Regions from separate parts of the Homo sapiens genome. Here region 1 is linked to region 2. The links are chromatin contacts, found by Hi-C or POLR2A ChIA-PET in ENCODE. All regions are on one chromosome and are shown on one strand. Each heading gives the region's core, a stretch centred on a gene start or an enhancer-like site at or near the end of the contact. The rest is flanking DNA. Distances are from core to core; before and after follow the strand shown.

Region 1 (5,628 bases), core at 2,650-5,149, 35 kb before region 2:
CCATGGTGGTTCTCTCATATGACTGGCAAGTTGGTACTGGCTGTTGGCAGGAGGCCTTAATTTTTCTGTGTATTAATCTATCTACAGGGTTGCTTGGGTGTCCTCACAACATGGTGGCTGGCTTCCCCCAGTGGGAGCAATCCTAGATCCCAAGGTGAAAGCAGCAATGTATTTTATGACATTGCCTCGACATCACACACTGTCATTTTCTGAGTATTTTATTGGCCATAAAGTAATCCTTATTCAATATGAGAGGGGACTATAGAAGGGCATAAACTCCAGAAAGTGATGCTCATTAGGATCCCTCTTGGAGGCTGGCTACCACATCATTAAGCCCTTCCTAACACCAAATAAAGATGTTTCTTTGTGATAATTGGAGCTATAAGTGATTAGCACAGGAAACAGGTAAATTGTGATAGACATGGAGAGAGAAAGAAGAGGAAATATAGAGAATAAGTTAAGTCCAGGGAGAAAGACAGGCTTGAATAAAGCATCCAAGAGGCAGCTGAGTATCTGGGCAGGAGTGAATGAAAAAATAAAGTATATGTGTGTGGTGGGGTTGGGGGATGGGGACTGTAAGTAGAGGCCATAAAGTGCTTTCATTTACTTACTAATTAGATTAGGATTTTCACTGATGAAGACTCAAATCTGATATTGTTTGGATAAAAGTATTAACCCAAAGTATTAGCAATTTTTCTCATAGGCCATGTAATTTACCTTCCATCCATTAATTTATCCATCTCGAATTAAGCATGCAGAAAAATGCCAGGAGCTATTCTAGAGGGTGATGGGGGATGCAGAATTGAGCAAATATACAAACCCTGACACGGGGGGTGAGAGAGGGAACTAATATGTATTGAGAATCTGTTGTGTTCTAGGACATTCACATTTATTGTCTTAATTCTCATAACTACTCTAGACGTTGGTATTATGGTTCCCATCATGCAGATGAACAAACTGAGGCTTGAGAGTTTAACTGACCTACTGAGAGTTAGAGCTGAAAAGTAGTGAAGCTGAGTGCACTTGTACAAAGTAGAAAGTGAGTAAGTGCCAGAGAAAAGTACAGATACAGTACAATGGCATTCAGGCAATGGCGTAAGTTCTGTTGCTTGGGGAGGTAAGAGGGAGCTTCATGAGATGGTAGCATTTTAGCTGAGTCTTAGTAGATGAGTAGGAGATGATGGAGAAAGGCCATGTGTCAGGAGTAAAGTGTATCAAAAACAAAAGCATAAAGGGAGAAATGGATAATTTTAAATAAAATTTATAGGAGGCCATTGATTTGGACTGAGCTCCTGTACCAGGTCCAAAAGACCAAACCAAAATGGAATCATTCATGTTAAATTTCCACATCACCAAGCTGAGACAAAATTGTTTATCTGACTTTCTGATAAATCAACAGAGAGAGAAATAATAGCCAAAACCTCAAACAAGCTAGTTTTAGCTGGCCTTTATAAGGCCAGCTTTGACCTTTATAAGGAAAGTAACTTTGAAACAACCAATCTGCTTTTTATTTTCTGTTTCTGCTTTCCTTGGCCCCTTTCTGTTTATAAAACCATCTTCTGCTCGGCTTATGGGAACACTGAAACTACTTTGTAGAATGAGGTGTTGCCCAATTCTGGAAACAAACGAAAGTCAATTAGGATCTCTAAATTTGTTGTAATTTTGTCTTTTGACAATATTAATATGCACAGAGAAACACACATAGATATATACAATGTGCCTGTAATGAAACATGCATAAAGAAAAGAAGTGGCTCATATGGGTGAATAAAATGGGTTCAGGCCACACAAATACTGGACAGATGCCAGACGTAGTAGTTCTTTAAAACAGCAGAGAGTCAGAGAAGGCTAGATCATTATTTTTACAACCATGAACTCCCTTTCGTCTGTTTGGATAACATCTTCTTCAAGGTTTTTCAAAATTAAATTATGAGTGCACCTCTGCATACACACAGCAAAAATCGTAAATTGACAAACTGTGTGAGATTGTCCACATTACTGAATACAAAATGAGAAATACCATTGATCAATGACAATGCCAACAAGTGTACTTTTATTAACTAAGTTGTGAAATCTTGGGCAATGAGAACCCCAGAGCGAGGAGGCCAAGAAAGGGGTAGGATATAAGTTTTAGACATAAAACAGATTAGCAAAAGAAAGAGCAAGGTATTCTAGTGGTCAGGTTGCTGCTAGTTAGAGATGAGAGAACTCCTAGAAAAGACAGCATGCCTTGGGACACTGATTTCCAGAAAAATGCAAGGATCTCAGATCTAAGAAAGGCTCAAGGAATTATTTACTCTACCTTTGTGATTTAAATATGAGAAAACTGAGGCAAAGAAATAGGAGTCACTTGTCCTTTTAGAGCAGAGCTCCTTCTAAGATACCCCAGCCTCATGAGAATAGGATGTAATCCTTAACCTCAAGAAGGCTGTGAGAGTGGACAGCTCTTTGAAAATTGCCAGGTGTAAATCATGACTGTTATGAGTAGGTGTGTGTCCTGTCCAAATTTAGAATTTGAAGACCTAACCTCCAGTACCTTACAATGTAACTTTATTTGGAAATAGGGTCAGTGCAGATGTAATGAGTTAAGATGAGGTCATAATGGAATAGGGTTGGCCCTGATCCAATATGACTGTTGTCGTTATTAAAAGAGAAAATTTAGACATGCACACAGGGAGAATGCCACATGAACATGAAGGAAGGCAGAGATTGGAAAGATGCATCAATAAGCCAAGGAATGCCAAAGGTTGCCAGCAAACCACCAGAAGCTAGGAGGCAGGCCTGGAACAGATGCTCCCTCATAACCCTCAGAAGGAATCAGCCCCATGGACACCTTGACCTTGGACTTCTCATCTCCAGGACTATAGACAATACATGCCTGTTCTTTAAGCCAATCTTCTTTGTGGTACTTTGTCATGGCATCTCTAGGAAACTAATACAATAGCTGTAAGAAAGAAAGATTACATAGGAGCCACAGGAAGTTGGCAGTGTGAAGGAAGGAACACTACATTAATAAAATGTTAAGCCATGCATTAATTCATTCAAACACTGGGTGTGTACAAGGCACCTAGCTTGGTCCTAAAGCACATACATGTAGAATTAGAATCAGACCCTTCCTGCCTTTGAGAAGCCCAAAGTGAGGCCCAGTGAGGCACATAACACAAGTAAATGTTATGGGGTCCTAAAGGCATGAGATGGAAAAGGTTTGAATGTAGAAGATGACATCTGAGCCAGGCTTTGAAGAATGAGTGTGTTTGCTTGCTGGTTGCTTAATAGAGCTGATTGTTTCTGCCACCAGAAAGGGCCTCCTAAAATCTCCTGTCTGGTCCACATAGATTTTGCCATCTAAAGGGCAAAATCACAGACATGCTAAGTTTGTTCAATCCAGCAGGTCAAACAAACAACTCCAACAACCCAGGCCAATTGCCTTGCTCCCCTGCCCTAGTTGGACTGCCATTTATAGGAAAAATGGAAACAGAGATGCTGACCTCTGGCTGCTCGGGCCTGAGTCCCCCTGGAGCTTCAGGCTCGTGCAAGAACTGGCTTCAGAAATTCACCCCTGTGGGGGGTCTTCCTATTCTGGCTGCTCAGACCTCTCTGCTGTGCTAAAAAGTCAGATTGTGTTATTTATGTATTAAAAACAACAACAAAAATAACCTTTTCTTTCCAAATGTCCCATGTATGGAAAGCCAAGCCTTCAGCAGCTCATTAATATGTTGATGTTTTAAAGGACTAAGCTTCCAGGCCCTGAAACAGGAGCCAGGCCTGCTGGCCTTGGCCTTGAGATCTCTTGGCTCTCCCTATTAAGGCCCCCCAGGCTCCTCAACTTTAGCTCCTGGCGGTCACTGCTCTGAGCAATGCTGCTAGGGAACACAGTGAAGAGCAGAGCCAATTGCAACTGGAGCCACGTCTGCCTCTGTGATGATGTCAAATGTGCTGAGGAGAGGGAGGCCTCTCTTGACTCAAATTACCTCTCCAGTGGTCTGACATATTCCTTGAAATTCCATTAAGATGATGGAACCTATCCTCTATGTTCTTCTTTTTCTTTTTTCTTTTTTTTTTTCCTTTTTTTTTTGTTGTTGTTGAGACAGAGTTTTGCTCTTGTTGCCCAGGCTGGAGTGCAATGGCACCATCTCAGCTTACCGCAACCTCCGCCTCCTGGGTTCAAGTGATTCTCCTGCCTCAGCCTCCCAAGTAGCTGGGATTACAGGCATGCGCCACCACTATGCCTGGCTAATTTTGTATTTTTTAGTAGAGACAGGGTTTCTCCATGTTGGTCAGGCTGGTCTTGAACTCCCAACCTCAGGTAATCCACCCGCCTTGGCCTCTCAAAGTGCTGGGATTACAGACATGAGCCACCGCACTGGCCTCCCTCTATGTTCTTAAGGGAGAACAATGGAACGGGATGGGGGCAGGACAGAAACCAGCAGTCTGCTTTGCTTGGCTGATTACATTGGTTAGGGCCTGCAAACTCATTTGCCCCAGGTCCTAAGCTCCCTTGGGGTATTGCATCAGCCACCATCCACTATGGTTGTTGCCTGTCTGGCCCCTCCAGGCATTTGTTTTTGTATCTCTTGCTCAACCCATCCCTACACATGGTTTTGACCACTACCTGGGTGGAAATATTTCAAAAATTTCCATCCCTGGCCCATGCCTTTTTCTTCAAGCTCATGACTCTTCTAATTGCTTGTCCCCAAGTGCTTCATCCTTAATTAACTCATCATCATTCCTCATAAAACAACCCCTCTCTAGTTTCCCAAGTCAGAAACCTGGAAAGCATCCTTGAACCTTACCTTCTAGCATATCCAATTAGTCACTACATTCTACTAACATTACTTCCTAAAAGTTTCTCATAACTATTTCCTCCTCTCCATTTCTTTCTAATACTACTCTAATTGGTAACTACATCATCTTTTGCTTAAACTATTACAACAGCTTCTAAAAGGTCTCTCAACTATCAGCTCATCTCCACCCAGTCCATTCTCTACTTGACAGCCAAAGTATTTTTGTAAATGTAAATCACACTATAAAACTGGAATAGAAAAAAATACCTCAACGTAATTAAGGCCATACATGAAAAACCCACACCTAACCTCGTACTCAGTGGTGACAAACTGAAAGCTTTTCCTCTGAGATCAGGAATAAGAAAGATGCCTGCTTTTGCTACTTCTGTTTAACATAGTAGTGGAATTCCTGGCTAGAGCAATTAGGCAAAAAAAACAAATAAAAGGTATCCAAATTGGAAAGGATGAAGTAAAATTGTATCTGTTAGTGGATGAGATATGAACTGATTTAGGGAAAACTCTGAATTCCACAGGACACTGCTAGAACTAATAAATCAGAAAAGTTGCCAGATACAAAACTGATGCACAAAAATCAATTGCATTTCTATAAACTCAACATAAGTAATCTGAAAAAGAAATTAAGAAACAATTCTATTTGTAGTAACATCACAAAAATAATAAAATAGAAATGAACTTGACCAAGGAAACAAACAACTTACACACTGAAAACTATAAAACATTGCTGAAAGAAATTGAAGAGGACACAAATAAATGGAGAGATAGCCTGTGTTTATGGATTGGAAGACTTACTATTATTAAGACGTTGACACTACCCAAAGCAATCT
Region 2 (5,554 bases), core at 1,356-3,855:
ATGACATAGAATGATGGACATTACCTCATTTAACCTTTTCAATTCCCCCCTCAAGTTGAATAATAGTATATAACAATGTTATAGGCCGGGTGTGGTGGCTCACGCCTGTAATCTCAGCACTTTGGGAGGCCGAGATGGGCGGATCACGAGGTCAGGAGATCAAGACCATCCTGGCTAACACGGTGAAACTCCGTCTCTACTAAAAATACAAAAAATTAGCCAGGCGTGGTGGCGGGCACCTGTAGTCCCAGCTACTCAGGAGGCTGAGGCAGGAGAATGGCGTGAACCCAGGAGGTGGAGCTTGCAGTGAGCCGAGATCCCGCCACTGCACTCCAGCCTGGGCGACACAGCGAGACTCCGTCTCAAAAAAAAAAAAAAAAAGAAAAAAAAAAAACAATGTTATATAACAATTTTATAGCTATGAAAACTGAGGCTGAGACACAAAGAGCAACTTGTCCAAGTGCTTACAACTGGTAAATTCTATGTCCAGGATTCAGATCCCAGCTTGACTGTCTTCCATGCTCATTCCCATTACCCTACAAGGCCAGGTCATAAAGAAGACAGAGGGGAGGGAGGAGGAGTTGAATGGCTTTTGGGGTTTAAACTTTTGAGCACTGAACTAGGAATTTGGTGCTGCTGTGTGTTATTGATTAGGTCTCATGACCTCTCTGGGCCTTCCTCGCAGGTAACATGGAAAGCTTGGCCTTTTTCACTGGACCATTCACAAAGGGAATAAAGAGTTTTGAATAAAATAGTTAAACTTTTTATCCTCAAATGTACCTGCTTTTACACAAGTTTTGTGAAAAGCTCAAAGTATTTTTTTCCTTAGTTCGGGTGGACTAGACTAAAGACAATGGAGACAACATTGCATAGTGCTAGAAGCAGGGGGCTTTGAGTGGTGGTTGGCTGGTCATCCTAGCTATGGGAACTTAACTGTTTTGAGTTTCAATTTTCTTTATTTTAAAGCAGGTATCTACCTCATGGCATATTTGTAGAAGGGAAATGAAATGTTGCATGTAAGCATTTAACATAGCAACTAGCACATAGTAATCACACAATAAATATTGGCCATTATATTAACAGCCCCCATGGGTATTATACATTTGGCATTAGAAAGACTTGAATTTGAGTCTTAAATCTATCACCTACAGGCTGTGTGACTTAAACAAATCAATTAGTATATCTAGTTCATCTGAAAAATGGGAACAAGAACATTATTTGTACAATCTGCCACAGTGTCTCCATAAATGTCAACTAAGATTCTGTATGTAAATGTGCTTTGCAAGCTGTGAAGTGCTGCACTCATGTTGATTAATCTTGGTGGTTACTTTTCTGTCAAGGCTTCATATCCAGTCCTTTGCAGATCTGAGCTGCCTCATCATTGCCTTTGTAGCAGAAAACTGAGAACTCAATCTTATTTTTCTTTGTACTAGCAGCACTCATCAAAATGTTTTGTGTGCCAGTGTGTCCAGATTATTAAAGTTAGGAGTCAGAGGATCTAGTTTGGCCTCTGCTACACACTGGAGGTGTAATCTTAGACCAGTCATTTAACTTCTCCAAGCTGTTTTCTTAGTCCCAAAATAGGAATAGTCTTAATATTTGACTTTCCTACTTGTTGGGGTTATTCAGGATGATAAAAGAGATAAAAAGCCTGTTGAACACCATATATTTCTATAAAGGCTGAGGGGAACATTCCTAAGCATTATTCCCAGTAGGCAGCATGTCTTTCCTCCTGGCAGCTCTTAGCCTTGCAAAACAGCCTGATAGAACTACTAATGGTTTCCTGCCTAGGTCCCTGCTGTTTCATGCCTCGGTGCTTGTGCACTTTGCACAGGCTGGTTGCTCTGCTTGGAATGCCCTTCTCCTCATTTCCTCATCTTTAAACCTCACTCCTTATTTACGGGATGCCTAAGAAACTCATTTTCCAAAATCCAGCTTCAAAGAGTCTTCTCCCTAAAACCCATTTAGACCCATTCAACCAAAGTCAATTACCACCTCCGCTCTGTGTCCCACAGTAACCAGTAAAGACTGCCATCATATCTCTCATCACCCTGCAGTACAACTATTGTTTAATTATTCATTTAACGGCAGCAGAATAGCACAGCAAAGAAGCACATAGGCCCTAGAAACTGGGTTCAAATCCTGGCTCTGATACTTAACTAGTTGTGTTGGGGAAGTGACTTACTATCTCTGTGCCTCAGTGTCCTTAACTGTTAAGCAATGATGATAATGATACCTCCTTCATACAATTGTTGCTTGGAAGAGACACATTAAACCCTTAGAATAGTGTCTGATGCATAGCGGATGCTCCGTAAATCTCAACTTTTATTAATGTTTCTGTCTTTCTTATTTGACACCAAGGACTTATCCTCGGTGCCTAAAACAACCCCTGACACACAGGAAGAACTCAACAAATGATCGTTGAACTTATGACTCAGAGAATCCCACATGCCATGAATTCCTGTGTCTCTATTCAGTCCTCTCCCTTACCCCCTGGATCCTGTCCACTCTCCACTTTTCCTTAGAAACAGGTCTTGCAGCTTCTGCTTTCCATTCAGCATCAGCACTGCTTTCTTGGCTAGGAGTTCCCCTATCTCCTGCCCTGTTTCCTATTTGGCTTTCTGACTCAGATTCTTCCTGTTCCACCCAGCTAAGAGCCCTGCTTCAGACCCAACCTGCTAAGACATTGTTTTCTCCACTCATTCTCTGCTTTGAACCCTCCAGATCCCATACTTTCTACTGATTATATCAGACGTCTTCTGCCAGGAGTGTTAAGATCCCCCGTGACCACTAATTTATCTTCTCACTGCTTGCCTGGGCCTTTCTCTGAGCTTGGCAACCCCTTCACCATCTTATCCACCTACGTTATCCATCCACCCATCCATTCCGCCACCCAAATTACCCACCTATCTACTACCATCCCTTCAACTACCTACTCACCCATCCACCTCCCCACCCACCTTTCCATTCATCCATCCATTTGTCCACCCAGGCATTAAATTAACATTCACCGTGTATTTATCACCCTCCAGTCACCATATAGAACACAGACTTGGACAAGAAGAAAAGCTGGTCTCCAACTCCTTGTAATTTTTAATCTACAAACGGAAATCAGATAACTGAAGAACTGTACTTTGTGGCAGAAGATATTTTGTGTCATATGGGTGCTATCACAGGCTTCTAAATTAAGCTTCAGGGAATCTGAACTTCTTAAAATCATAAGCAAAATTGTGTGGGTGAGAGGGTGTGTGTGGTGCCTCTTTATATATATATGGGCGTTTCTCAAAGGAGAGGCTCCACGGCTCTGTGATATTGTCAAAGGGGTTTTCCAGGAAATACCAGGGGCCGGGTAAGGAAAAACCCAGGGAAGAAATAGCTTTAGTTTAGGGCTTTAAAGGGAGGAAAATGGAAACTAACATTTATTTCAGACCCACTATGTGCCAGGTAAAACTTCTAGTGTGGCAACCCTAGATATGTCCTTGTTTGGAATATGGGAATGGGTGGGAAACAAGTTGGAGGAAGCTAGCCTTTATTGAGTACTGGGCCAGGCAGCATCATTTTATTTAATGCTTACAGTAACGTTTCAAAATAGGTACAGTCATGTGCCACATACTGTTTTGGTTAGTGGCTGACTGCATATATGATGGTGGCCCCACATGATTATAATACCATATTTTTATGATTATAAGATTATAATACGTTTTCTATTAATTTATAGATGCATGAATATTATTGTATTATAATTCCCTATAATATTCAGCAACGTAACATGCTGTATAGATTTGTAGCCTAGGTGTGTAGTAGGCTACACCATCTAGGTTTGTGTAAGTACACACGATGATGCTTCCACAACGACAAAGTCACCTTAAGGACACATTTCTCAGAATGAATCCTCGTTGTTAACTGTCACATGGCTGTATATTATATGTATCTTACGGAGGAAGACACTCAAAGAGGTAAAGCAAGGCCCACACCCCACAGCCTCGAGGCGTAGAATAAAAAAGATTTGAACTGAAGTCACTTGGGCTCTAGGGCCCATGATCTCTGCATCCCTCCCAGGGCTTCCTGTGGATCAAGCATGTCACTGTGTAAGTGCTTTACACTGTAAAACACCACTCAGTGTAAGAGAAGATGCTGTTGTCTGTGCTTTGAGAACATTAAAAGGGTTTTACAAGCCTAAGGAATTGCTGTCATTAAATTTTCAACAACCTCCAAAAAGAATGACCTTTTCCTGGAGATTCAGCCTATGTAAAAGGTCAGCGAATCTTGGTTCTCACCCAGAGAGTGTTATCACAGCAGTTTCCAGGAACAAGGCTGGGTACAGGGCAGTCACTCAGCAAGCACTTGTGGCTGGGTCTGTTGGCAGAAAGGAGCCCTCAGCCTCATGCCAGCCTCTGTGCCCCCCGACCCCTGCTGGGGTTTCTGCCTGGGGAGGGCAGGAGAGTGCTTCATCATAGCCAGCAGAGGAAGTGTCACCTCAAAACCACCCCTTTGCCTGGAGCCATGGGCCTGGCCAGCAGAATACACACTTCTATGTCCGGAAATTTCTGGAACTTTGAGAAAGCTTGTGTCCCATTCAGCTGCCCACCCAGAGTATTCCCCCTGCTGCCTAATATTCACCCACTCCTTGTGTGCATGAAGGAATTCAAAATCCCTGGACTTCTTGCAAGGGGAAAATTGAACTAAGTGACCTCTAAGTGTCCTTCTAGTCACAGAAAACTGGGATGAATTAAGAGAGAAAAGATTTTTTTCAACTAAAATTTTTTTCTCCTTCAAAGCAAGGACCATATAATTTGTTGATTTGGCCTCATCACACCCTTTACCCTCATGCTCCTGTCCATCTCCACAGCCGCCACCCTCCTCCAGAACACCACTATTATTGCCCCAAATCACTGCTTCAGCCTCCTAACAGCTCTCCCTGCATGTATCTTGTTATGTCCCAGCTGTTCTCAGAAGCCAGATTGGTATTTCTAAATGGATCTCCTATCTCGGGCCTGCTTATAATTCTTCCATTGCCGTCCTTGATGGATTTCAAGACCTGAAGATTTTTCCGACTGTTTGGCTCTCCTTTCACCTCTTCACACATTGTGCCCTTGTACCCTGTGCTCTGGCCACCTCATCCTCACCCACCCACCTTCCCTGGCTCTTTCCATGTGCTGTTGTCCCTGTTGCCTGCATCTCCAAACCCCTCCCTGCCGTAACTCTTTTTCAGCCTGCAGGGCTCAGTCACTAACACAGAGATGCTTCCCTTGAGCCCTCCCCGCTTTGTTTCTTTTTTTTGAGAGGGAGTCTCCCTCTGTTGCCCAGGCTAAAGTGCAGTGGCATGATCTCGGCTCACTGCAACCTCCGCCTCCCAGGTTCAAGCAATTCTTCTTCCTCAGCTTCCCAAGTAGCTGGGATTAAGGCACGCACCACCACACCCAGCTAATTTTTGTATTTTCAGTAAAGACAGGGTTTCACCCTGTTGGCCAGGCTGGTCTTGAACTCATGACCTCAAGTGATCTGCCTGCCTTGGCTTCCAGAGTGCTGGGATTACAGACTACAGGTGTGAGCC

The links. A loop is a pair of places that touch in the nucleus more often than their neighbours do. ChIA-PET counts read pairs that join two places held with the same protein, here RNA polymerase II (POLR2A). Pooled maps may share reads with other maps.
Region 1: a map of DLD1 shows a loop between it and region 2 (4-fold over the local background). The contact joins two enhancer-like sites. A Hi-C loop is called at or near these places in 3 of 168 maps with a recorded cell type or tissue (Calu3, DLD1 and ascending aorta) and 2 of 50 pooled maps. POLR2A ChIA-PET finds 5 or more read pairs at or near these places in 2 of 52 experiments (A673 and T-cell).

The regions. Positions count from the first base shown.
Region 1 is chr1:59,176,847-59,182,474 of GRCh38, reverse strand. No RefSeq gene overlaps it. Among named protein-coding and RNA genes, the nearest start is that of HSD52, 33 kb to the right of the region's middle. Within about 2 kb of position 3,899, at least 9 of the 41 ENCODE cell types and tissues checked have a DNase peak (open chromatin) inside an H3K27ac peak, as active enhancers do.
Region 2 is chr1:59,140,247-59,145,800 of GRCh38, reverse strand. The region is part of intron 1 of HSD52 (a long non-coding RNA gene); the gene reads left to right. Among named protein-coding and RNA genes, the nearest start is that of HSD52, 3.8 kb to the left of the region's middle. RefSeq lists an enhancer at 5,523-5,554. Within about 2 kb of position 2,605, at least 7 of the 41 ENCODE cell types and tissues checked have a DNase peak (open chromatin) inside an H3K27ac peak, as active enhancers do.